Linked DNA regions of Mus musculus: region 2 is linked to region 1. The links are chromatin contacts, found by Hi-C or POLR2A ChIA-PET in ENCODE. All regions are on one chromosome and are shown on one strand. Each heading gives the region's core, a stretch centred on a gene start or an enhancer-like site at or near the end of the contact. The rest is flanking DNA. Distances are from core to core; before and after follow the strand shown.

Region 1 (5,545 bases), core at 1,518-4,017:
TATCAACTGCTTTTGCTATTAGACATGTAACCTTGGGCAAATTATTTGACCTCTGTGGTGCTGAGTACCTCATTTGGGAAGTGAGTGTGATAATTGCTTCCTTTTAGGGTGTTTTTGTGAAGTTCAAACTTATAATGTGAAGTAATAGATGCCAATAGAAATATCAGTTGGGTTATAGTTGATGTTTCAAACTGGAATAGTTTCTCCTCTTCTCCCTTGAGCCAAAAGGAATAATGGCAAAAAGAAGTCAAAGGAGATACTCCTGACTAAGTGTTTACTCATCAGACCTGTATAACTTGCTCTTTGAGGCTGGATCAAATCAGAGGAGTCTAGGTAGACTTGGGAAGGGAGTTCTTGAGACCTCTCTGGTTTTTGCCTCTGATGGAAAAAGTCTAAAAATGGAAGTGGAGCCAACTAGATCTTGGGTTTTTCCAGCTGTCTCAGTGTATTGAGGAATCCTATTATAATGATAAAGGCTGTGGCCCTGATAGACGTGTGGGTTTTGTCCTGGAAACCACCATTAGGGAAAAAGGAAGCAAACACATATTGAGGTTGGGTACTTCTGTGTCTGAGGGACCTGCAGTAGAGAGTTAGTCTTCTTTAAGGCCAGTCAGATGTAGGCAGGTCATCAACTAACTCTTAAAACGAGGCAGAGGATATGGCCTTTGAAGCAGCTTACTAGATTAGTGCAATGGCTGCCAAGACTGCTAGCCTGAGTTCCATCCCCGAAACCTCCATGGTGGAAGGAGAGAATCTACCCCCTCCCCAAGTACTACACACACACACACACACACACACACACACACAATAAAAAAGGCAGAATAAAAAAGTCATATCAAAGTAACTAAAAGCTGGTATGCAGACTTCCTAGACCTTCTGAAGTAGGCTACATACAAACTGAGTGTAGTTTTACATCAACCTGACACAAGTTAGATTTATTAGACACGAGGAAACCTCAGTTGAGATAAAGCCTCCATAAGACCTCACTGTAGGGCATTTTCTTAACTAGTAGTTGGTAGGAGAAGGCCCAAGCCTGGGTTCTATAAGAAAGCAAACTGAGTAAGTCAGTAAGCAGCACCCCACCATGGCCTCTGCTTCAGACCCTGCCTCCAGGCTCCTGCCCTGTTTGAATTCCTTTCCTCACTGCTTTTGATGATGACCAGACTGTGAGGGAAATAAATTCTTTACTCTTCGGGTTGTCTTTGGTCATGGTGTTTCATCACGGCAGTAGTCACCCTAAATAAGAACCTTTGCAGATGACAATTTCAGGTAAGCGGTTCCTTATTCTAACTAAGTGTGGCAAAATGAAAAAGAGTAAGGTGTATAATGTTGAATACAGGCAGGACAAAGGCCTTCATTTAAGCATATACTATAATGTTATGGTGTTAAAATACATATATATTAAAAAATCTCTGCCACTGGTGAGCTGAGGGGGGTGGTTAGACTTATGTAAACAGGTCATTAGGAGGTTGTTGCCCTCTTCTAGTAAAGTCAACAAAAGAGTATGAACACTAGTTTGGAGAGACAATACTCTGTCAAGAGGTGGCATTTATGACAAAAAGGAATTTGAGAGGAACCGGGCACTGGTGGCACATTCCTTTAATCTCAGCACTTGGGAGGCTGAGGCAGGCAGATTTCTGAGTTCAAGGCCAGCCTGGTCTACAGAGTGAGTTCCAGGACAGCCAGAGCTATACAGAGAAACCCTGTCTCAAAAAACCAAAACCAAAACCAACCAACCAACCAGACAAAAAAAAAAAAAAGAATTTGAGATGGGACTTTATGCACTCACTGTACCTCTGAACTCCACTGTGGCCCTACACCTGCTTTTTTTTTTTTTTTTTTTTTTTTTTTTTAAATTAAACAGTCTAGGCAGGACAGGGAGCAGGCAAGGCAAGCAGTTCCTTCTTGCTCCCAAGATTTTTACTTTAGAAGGATTTACATGCCTTCTTAATGTGATAGCAGGTAGAAAGATTTGTAATCCAGCTTTCTAGTTAGTTTTTAAACTTCGGGTAAGAGAGTTGTTTTGTTTTGTTTTGTTTTTTCTTTTCGGGGAGGCCCTTTTCTTTTTATTTCAGTCAGGGCCTTACTATGTGTCCTTGAACTCACTATGTAGAGCAGGCTGGCATGGAACTCTCAGAGATTAAAGGTATGTGCCACCATGCCTGGCTGGCTTTCACCATCCTCATTTGTATAACTTCTTTCTGTTTCAAATCCCCTATTCACACAATTTTTTAAAAAAGTATTTAGGCCTGGAGTAGTGGTACATCTCCTTAATCCCAGCACTCTGGAGGCAGAGGGAAGTGGATCTCTGTGAGTTTGAGGCCAGCCTGATCTATACAGTGAGCTTCGGGATAGCCATGGCTACACAGAGAGAGACCTTGTTTTAAACAAACAGCAAACAAACAAAAGCATTTAGTGCAGAATCACACACAATCAGAATTATTTAATGTTATTACTACTAAACCGCTCCTGTCATTACTTAGTACCATTACTTTTTTAGTTCCCACAACCCACCTGGACATGGTTCTAATTTCTCCCCGCACTTTACAGAAAACAGCAGCCCAGGAAGAAGGATGGTGGGTGACCTGCCTAAACTCAGGTCTCTGTGGCGCCGCCTCCGCTGACCGTCCACCCCAGAGCCCTATCCGCACCGGGTTTTCCAGGGAGGCCGGGGTCAGGGCCTGGTTCCGCGGCTCAGACTCCCGCTCCGGGCTTTGCGCGCCGCCACGGCCTGTGAGGCCGGCGGGGCGGGGCGGGGCGGGGCGGCGTGAGGAGGGAAGTTGTCGAAGTTCGGGGAGACGCCCGGCCGCCGGCCTCGCCTACGGCCTGTCCCTCCGCCTCCTTCCCGCCCCGGGCCCCCGTCCGTCCGTCCTTCCTTCCCCTCCCGTGCATGATGGAAACACCATGGCTGCGGCAGCCCAGCTCTCCCTGACACAGGTAACGCCGCCCGCCGGTCGGCCCGGCTCGACCCGCCGGGGTTCCCCGGCCCTCCCTCCCCCCCTCCACCGCTCTGGGGCGCTGGCGCGGCGGCTGCCCTCGGGCCGCACGGTGGGAGCGCGTGTGAGGAGTGCGGGCGCCATCCCGAGTCGGAGCGGGAGCGGCGAGCCGGGGCCGCCGCACCCCCGCCCCGGGTCGCCGGGCTCTCGGCTCCGCCCCGCGCGGCTCCCACCCGGCCGCCGCCCCCGCCGCGGGTCTCCGCGCCGCTCTCCTCCAGGTCCCGTCGGCGCTCACCTTCTCGGCAAGTTTCTCCTCCGGGCCTGACGGCCGCCAGGTGAGCTCCGGTGGGGCTCACGCTAGACAGCGGCCGCGGGCGATGCGAGGCTCGACTTCGGCGGGGCAGGGTTCCCTCAGCTTCGCTCTGCTCCGGTCCGCGGGAGCGACGACTGCCGAGTTCCCCTCAGTTCCCTCAAGTCAGCCTGGCTTCCAGAAGTCGCATCCTGTCCGGGCACTTGACCCACTCACTTCTGCTCAGATCCCCTTGCAGACTTTCCCACCCGCGAGGGCGCCGTCTCTGATCGTCGTCCGAGGGGTCATGGTGCCAGCCTTCTGCAGGTGGGGCGCCTCTTTCCTCCCTGGTGCCCGGAACCACCGGGGAGATAACTTTGTCCTGGGACGATCTCGACCAAAAGCTGTTCTCGGAGTCTGTTCTCGGAGTCTCGCCTCTTTATCATCATCATCATTATTAAAATGTTCTCTTCCTTCAGAGCCCCATCCTCGAGGGATACATCTAAACATCACTCACTTAGGAGAACCTGAGTTCTCCGTTTCTGTAAAACCAAGCGTAGTCATCTCAAGACACCCAGGAGGGATGAGGTACCAAACACCTGCCAGTCCCTTTCATCTTCACTGCCCAGAAGTTTGCCTTCTCCATAGCTGGGGGCTGTGTACTCCCTGGTATAAGCCCACCTCAGCCTATCAGCCTGCCCTGTGATAGCTCCCTGCCATCTTGTCTCCTTGGCCTAGATTTGCCTGTACTTATAAGGTAGGGCATGTGTTTGGGTAATAGATTATTTCTATGTTATGATAAAGAGGTTTTGAGGTGTTTCTTTCCAAGAACTTGGAGATAAAAAAGTATTTTCCCCAGGAGCCAGGGTGGAAATTTTATTTACTTATTTATTTTGAGACAGGGTCTCAAATAGATCAAGCTGGCTTTGAACTCACTATGTAATCAAGAATATCAAGAATGACCTTGATTTTGGATCCTTCTTCCTCCATCTCCCAAGTGGACTGTACCACTATATTAGTTTATTCATCGCCAGGGATCAGACTCAGGACTTCATGCTGGCTAGACAGGCCCTGTACCGACTGAGCCATATCCCCAGCAAAAGTGATTCTATATATACTGTATGTGTGTGTGTGTGTGTATTATAGTGCGCACACACACACACACACACACACACACACACAGAGGCATCCCACAGGTAAGACAGCCTTTAGGAATAACCTCATAAACTTTACATTTCCAAATTTATTTCCTGTGGGTCATTGTGTTTTGACTTGCATCTAACAGGGAAGAACTTTTAAGATGGCCCAGTCTTGTCATGAATCTGTTTAGAAGGGTCCTTCTGAAACTCACATTTGAGGAATGGAAACATTGACTTTTGGGTGTTGGCTTTCTGAGTCTAGATAGTGACCTGCCTTAAACATGATCTCTGTTGGCAGGCACTTGTATTCTGACTCTGTTGGCTAATTCTGGTAGTTTCCCCCGACCCCCCTATTAAAGATTTTGTTCCCTTGAAGACTTCTGTAGAATTGCTTCTTGGTTGTGTGCCTACTTTATTTTCTTCTTGGATTGTACTGTGTTTTTAGTTTCTGTTTAGGATCACTTATCTCTGGAAATTTGCTTCAGGCTCTCAGTTTTGTAGTCATTTTCATAATTTGCATATGTTCTTGTGGTTGTATAGTTAGGTGTTAAAATGTATCCAGAGTAAATGCTGAATCACTAAGGGGAAATTATTCTTTAGTATTTCATGTTTGAACTTAAATTGATAATTCAAATAAGTCAATTTAAAATATTTAGATATTAAAATACTAAGATATAGTGAGATATTATAAAGGCACAGGGGAAAAAGTTTTTAAAATATTTACTAATGTATCTTTTTCCTTCAAACTTAGCAGATTTATAGTTCTTAGATATAATTACTTATTTGTGTATGAGTGTTTGCCTGCATGTATATATGTATACCACATTCATGTCTGGTGCCCATATAAGACAGAAGAGAGTGTCAAATCCCTTGGAACTAGAGTTATGGATGGTTATAAACCACCATATGGCTACTGGGAACCGAACCTGAGCCCTCTGCAAGAGCCACAAGTGCTATTAACTTGAGCTGAACCATATCTCCAGTCCTTGATTTTAACATGTGTGTGTGTGTTGCACACATATGAGTGTGCAGGTGCATGTGCTGGTTGGAGTGCATGAAGAGACTAGAGGAGAATGTCAGGTGTCTTCCTGTATCACTGTCTGCCTTGCAGCCTTGAATGAGAGATTGCCATTTAGGCGGGCCAGCTTGTTTCTGCTCTTTACTGCTGGGGTTATAGGCAT
Region 2 (6,032 bases), core at 17-2,516, 450 kb before region 1:
GTCACCTGGTTTAATCCCTACTTAATATCTTTAATGTACCTGTCATTCTTGTTTCAAGTGTGAGGTCATCTCAGATACCTGTTAGTGCAGCAGGGCATAAATTATAAACAAAATTGTTAGCTGCCTGGAAGGCCTGGAAAGTTCCTCTCTGTGTCCCAAAGGGAGAAATGACTTTCAAGGGCCACATGATCACTGAGTGAATATCCACGAATCCTTTCTGCACTTTTCTCAAGGACTTCCAAAAAGAGTATACAGAGATGAATCAATATTTATTGGATGCCCAAATTATAAGCATCCAAGTACTTTAATCATGTTTACAAAGATAAAAATAATTTGAATTTTCAGCCCTGACTTTTTATGTGAGGTTTTACCACTTAGGGCTTTGGAAAGGTATTTAGGTTCTTTGTACTTGTGTTTGTTTCTCCCGCATTAAAAAAAGTATACCATCGCATACTTTACTGAGTTGAAGGCTAAAGCATAGATTATCAAGTTCAGGTAAGACACTCAGTAGTTGGTAACTATTGTTACCATTCTTCCAGAGGGCCACTAATTAGGTATAATGAAAGAACGTGGGAACGGAAGTTGAAACCGCCATTCACCAGCTGTGTAACACTGTGCCTGGCGATCAATCATCAGGCAGTGTGAAGAGGTTATAAGGATAGGTAACTGTCTCAAAATTAAGAGAGACTTGTAAACAAGCACTTCTATTACAAAGTGAAGAGCGCTGCAACCTAGTTCGGCCCCAAGAGCTTGGTGGCCGGGTGCTAACCTCAGTTTGGGAGGAGCAAAAGAGATGACAACAGATCTGCTGCTCAAAGCGTCTGACACTGTTGTTGTGAATAATGAGTGATGGACGAGGAGGGTTCTACCCTCCTGGGTCTGGACCTGAGCGGCCAGAGCCCGGGCCCGGCTCCTCCACAGCGGGCGGTGGTGCTGGGGACCTTCCCTCAGGTGCCGACCCCCAGCTGCGCCGCCCGTAACCGACAGGCCCGGCCGGCCGCCTCCGCCCCCACTCGCCGCGCCACGGCGGAAGTGGCAGCCGGAGCGGACGGCGGGTGTCGAGAGGGGAGGGCGGGGGGAGACCGTGCGCAGCGGCCGGAGGCCGTGGGGTGGCGGGCCCGCCGGGGGTCTCACCTGCAGCGGGGAGGGTCCTCCAACACCAGCACGCGGCAAGAGCAAGATGGCTGCCTCAGCTGAGACAGAGAAAGACCGCGGCGGCAGCGGCGGCGGCGGCGGGAGAGGCCCACGTGACGCACGGCCCCGCCTCGACCGCGGGAGGGAGGCGGGGTGGGGGTGGGTACGGCAACTGCGCGCCTGCCTCCCGACTACAAAGCCCAGCATGCCTCGCGCACCTCACTATTCTGATTGGCGGCCGGGCTGCTTCCTGGAGGAGGCGGCGGTCCCCTTGGCGTCCCATTGTGTCTGCGCTTACCTTTTGTCTTGGATTTAACAGAAGGGTGGTGTGGGGTCTAGTTCGGGTTGTACACCTTGGATGTCCTTCACTAAGCATTGAGCTCTAATGGACTCTCATCAGGAGGGAAAGTCGGCAGTTGACTTGTTAGGTAGTAACTCGACCCAATACAAAAAGCAACAGACTTAACGGAAAGAAGCTTTACACTTTACGTGCTTGAGATGACTTATGTCCCAGTTCCCTCGGACTACCTCTTCAGTTGTGCAATAAAAGGCCCCAAGCATGGTTTTCTTGGACCTTATGTCAGTTGGTTGCATCATGCCTGAGTGGAAGTCCTGCGAATGCGAGTGGGGGTGGGGGGAAGGGTCCAGCGCTTCTCCAAAGTGCTTGCCTGCAAGACACAGACGCGTGCACAGCGAAACGGGCTTACCGAGTCTCTTTGGAATCCCAAACAGAAATCTAACAATGAAATGCTGTTGTCCAGTATTTTTAACTTGTGCGAGGGGGCGGGAAATTCCAAGCCCTCTGTTGTGATAGGCTGATCTCAAAGATAATAATTTGCATTTTGAATATTTAGTGTAGTGGTCCATTGGAGGGAGGGGCTAGGCTAGAGGTCAGACGTAATTAACAACGGTTTTCCTGAACCTTTCCCCAGCCCTCACCAATTCGGGCCACCTCATCCGGCTGTTTCTTTAAGCCTGGATATCAAGGACTTAGGGAAAGCAAACTCGAGATGTACTCCCACATCCTTCTACGTGATCTGCACCTTTAAACTTACTCCATTCCAAAGCGGACCCTCGAGGCACCGCCCACATCCGTCTAACATCACTTCCTTCAGTGTTTGGCTAGGAAAAAAAAAAAAAAAAAAAAATCTGGGAATCCGAGGGGTTGGGCTGAACGGCGATAAGGGGGCAGAGCGGAGCTTCTGCTGGAAATCCTGTTCCCTCAATCCGGTGGCTCTGTGCAACTACCACCGTGGAGATGTCGCTTCGTTTCGGGGCCACCTGTTTGCTGAGCTTCAGTTTCCTGCTCCTCATCACTTCTTCAGACGGACGCACTGGGCTTGGAAAGGGTCAGACCTCATTCTTACCGTAATCTTTACGGACCCCGGGCCTTCTTAACACTTTATTTTCTCACTGTATCTTAGGCCACTTTAGATTCCTTTTTATCTTCCCCAACTGCTTTTGTGGATTTCTCGGGGTCAGGAGTACCAGGTCCGGGAGAGGGTTTAAGAGAAGGAAGTTGTACTTGAGGGCGCTCTTAATTCTTGGGATTGAGAAGATATGGCCCTTAAATTAGGACTAGGTTGTTTAAGAGTCCATTCATGTGTCATGTTAGGCGCTTGGGACGCCTCCAGGAACCGTCACCTTCCCGCCAGAAGAAATAGGTCGCTTGGGAAGCCCTCAGGAACCGTCACCTTTCCGCCAGAAGAAAAAGGGTCGCTGGTGACCTGTAGTGGTCGCTTGAGTCTGAAGATTCCTCACCACGTTCCCCCGTACCCCCAAGACCCGGTTCCCTATTCCCCCAAGAGATGCAGAAAAAAGAGCAAATGAAAGGTAGACCTTTTGCTAGGTCACCAACAGTTGGTTTTGGTGTGGCTCAGCTAGTGTGTTGGAAGAAACTGATTTCTTTAGAGCGATGGATCAGTGGTTATCAATGAAGGTTAGGAAGTAAGGACCCCCAACTCCGTGTATTACCAGCCCTATTTCTAAACTTGAACACCTTCTCATCAGTTGGGTTTTTTGTTTGTTTGTTTTGGCAGCTGAATTGACTAACTGGTTGAGTTATAAATGGATTCCAGCCCTGCTTTGGATGGTTTGTGTTATGACCTTTACTGTATGGGATTTTTCTGATGCTGGTGGTGTGTGTGTGCTTCAGTGTGGTGTCTGCCCGCCTGTTTTCTGGTACACATGACTAGGCCATAAGAGGATATTGGGTGTTTTCCTCTTCTGCTTGTTCTCCACCTTATGAAACAGCCTCATTGAATTTGAGTTCACCATTTAGGCTAGAGGAGCCCTGTGTGTGTGCGCGTGTGTGTGTTTAGGTAAATGTGTGGCCCAAGGAGGCCAGAAAAGGGTGTCAGTCCCCCTGGAGGTGGAGGTGCAGGCAGTTGTGATCTGCCTCTAACATGGGAACTGAACTTGAGTCCACTGAAGAGCAGCAGGTTCTTTTCTGGTCCCAGCCCCTATTTGTTTGTTTGTTTGGTTGGTTTTTTGAGACAGGGTTTCTCTATAGCCCTGGCTGTCCTGGAACTCACTCTGTAGACCAGGCTGGCCTGGAACTCAGAAATCCTCCTGCCTCTGCCTCCCGAGTGCTGGGATTAAAGGCGTGCGCCATCACTGCCCAGCTGTTTGTTTTTAGAGCTCTTTATCTTTACATTCATTGGTGGGCATTGAGACTGAGTGGAAATTCAATGAGTCACCTCAGTTCAGTATTGATTTTCGATCATCAGCCATGTTTTGATCATTGACTCGGGTACTAGAGACATGACAATGAAGAGAACAAACAAGGTTCTTGCTTTCACTGGGTGTATATTTAAGTCAGAGAGTGCAATAGGATAGATCTACGACAGATTAATAAAAGAATTTCAGCTTATATAATACTGTGGTAGATTGGGAAGTACAGACTGAGGAGGGTAAGGGCGCTGGCATCTACCTGAATTAGGAGGGTGAGAAAAAGCTTTTCTTTTCTTTCTTTCTTACTTTTTTTTTGGGGGGGGGGTGAGAGACAGGGTTTCTCTGCAGCCCAGGTTGTCCTGGAACTCACTCTGTAGACCAGGCTGGCTTCGAACTCAGAAATCCGTCTGCCTCTGCCTCCTGAGTGCTAGGATTAAAGGTGTGTGCCACCATGCCTGGCAAAGCTTTTTCTTTCTTTTCTTTTTTCTTTTGAGAAAGAAGTTTTTCTAAGGTGATATGTGGGTTTCTGCCTATGAAGGAAGTGCTGAAAACTGCACAATGGGTCCTATTAAGTCAAAATGTTCCAAATACTGATGATCCTATTGTAAAACAGGCCGCTGTGTATTTAGAATAGAACTGTATATACAGAGGGAGACTGGAGTGCTAGGGTGTATGCAGAGCTGAGTTTCAATGTGTTCTGCCAGTGACCAGACGAGATGCCTGTGACAAGTAGCTTAATCTCTCTCATGCCTCTGTTCCTCAGCTGCAAAATGGGTGTGATTGTTACCCCAGACACTCAACACATAACAAACCCTGCTCAATCGACTGTTGAATGCATATAACATTATGAAGTGTTGTGTGAGTCTCATTTCTTTGTCAGGCAGTAAATACTGTGTTATTCAATTAGCATCATTGCCTAATAAACAACTCCAAAATATATTGAAGCCTTGAATCCCGGGACTGGAGGTAGAAGCAGGCGATCGGATCTCTGTGAGTTCCAGGGAACCCAAGTGGAAGAGCTAGTTTGTGATAATTGAATGAAAAAGCAAAAGACGCGTGAAGTGTCACACACTTGAAAAAGATCGAGTAAGTGAAATATTGTTATTATTTCCACCATTGAGGAATACTTGCTTGTTTCTAAAAGGAATTAATATTATCTCAAGTATTTGTCTTGTGTATTGTTTATGTATAGATTCTTTGGACATAAGAAATATACTCACCCCACCTAAAAAAAGTAAAAAGTACTACCTGAGGCAGGAAGTCCTGAAAATTTTGATGAGTGTTGTTTCTTCCAAAATGTCTAAAGAGCTTCTCCAGCTCTTTCTAGAAGATTCCTTGGTGGTTTGCAGAGAGGAAACAATGAGTAACCCTCCCTACCCTCCCCAACAGTTTTCATTATGAAGAGGAAGCACGCTGGTGTGGAATAGTGTGCACTAGACTGGAATTATTAGGCCTAGATTTTAATCTTGGACAGGCCATTTAGCCAGCAGTGGTCTTCCCTAGTGACCATTTATTAAGTGAGAGTGAACTAGGAATGTGTCCTAAGGGCCTCGCAGCTCTAACATTCCAGTGTCCAAAAACACGCTCATTATTCTCAGTAGACTAGAAACTTAGCTCTATCACCTGGAAAGAAGTGTGGTTGCTAGCATTTACTTCCTCTCTGCTAGCTTCCAGGCATTGATCTGCCTGCGTATTTTTTTCATACATAGTAACTATGAGGTGGGTAATATTTTTATTATCATCCCATTTCACAGATGAAGAATTTAAAATGAAACATTAGAAGTTAACTAGTAAGTCGAGGGCAGGAAGATGAATCCCCAGCCCATGTCTTTACCCAGTGCACCACTCTGGCCTCCAATGCAGAATCTAGAAAGAGGCCATTCATGTGTTCTCCCGCCTGTAATAGAAATAGATGACTTCAGTCTCTGGAATTCAAAGCTGGCACAGTAACACTTACGCTCCATGTCCCGTTTACAGCCACAGTCACTTCATGAGACAGATATTTTTGTTAGCTATATTTAACATTTGCGCAGATGGTAGAAAGGCTGCCTTCTGATGGAGACATCACTTGGCTACACTGTTACTCTACCTTCCAGGTACAGTGTTGCCTAACTCAGGCCTGGCTGCCAGCTCTGACATCTGACCTTTCCTTATTTAGGTTTCACCAGCTGGAGCCTGGGGGTTTTTTCTGTTGTCTTTAAAACAATCTAGGAAGAAGAGCTTGG

Evidence for each region. Hi-C counts contacts between places; a loop is a spot of excess contacts on that map. ChIA-PET counts read pairs that join two places held with the same protein, here RNA polymerase II (POLR2A).
Region 2: a map of heart shows a loop between it and region 1 (11-fold over the local background). The contact joins the promoter of Btf3l4 here to the promoter of Eps15 in region 1. A Hi-C loop is called at or near these places in 2 of 37 maps with a recorded cell type or tissue (both heart). POLR2A ChIA-PET finds 5 or more read pairs at or near these places in 1 of 5 experiments (embryonic stem cell).

The regions. Positions count from the first base shown.
Region 1 is chr4:109,277,508-109,283,052 of GRCm38, forward strand. It overlaps Eps15 (epidermal growth factor receptor pathway substrate 15), which reads left to right and starts at 2,768. Exons shown (of 25, transcript NM_007943.3): 1 at 2,768-2,937. The coding sequence starts at 2,905. It overlaps Gm40225 (a long non-coding RNA gene), which reads right to left and starts at 2,816. Exons shown (of 3, transcript XR_868003.2): 1 at 2,515-2,816.
Region 2 is chr4:108,832,374-108,838,405 of GRCm38, forward strand. It overlaps Btf3l4 (basic transcription factor 3-like 4), which reads right to left and starts at 1,267. Exons shown (of 6, transcript NM_027453.3): 1 at 1,135-1,267. Txndc12 (thioredoxin domain containing 12 (endoplasmic reticulum)) reads left to right here and starts at 2,305. Exons shown (of 7, transcript NM_025334.3): 1 at 2,305-2,483. The coding sequence starts at 2,393.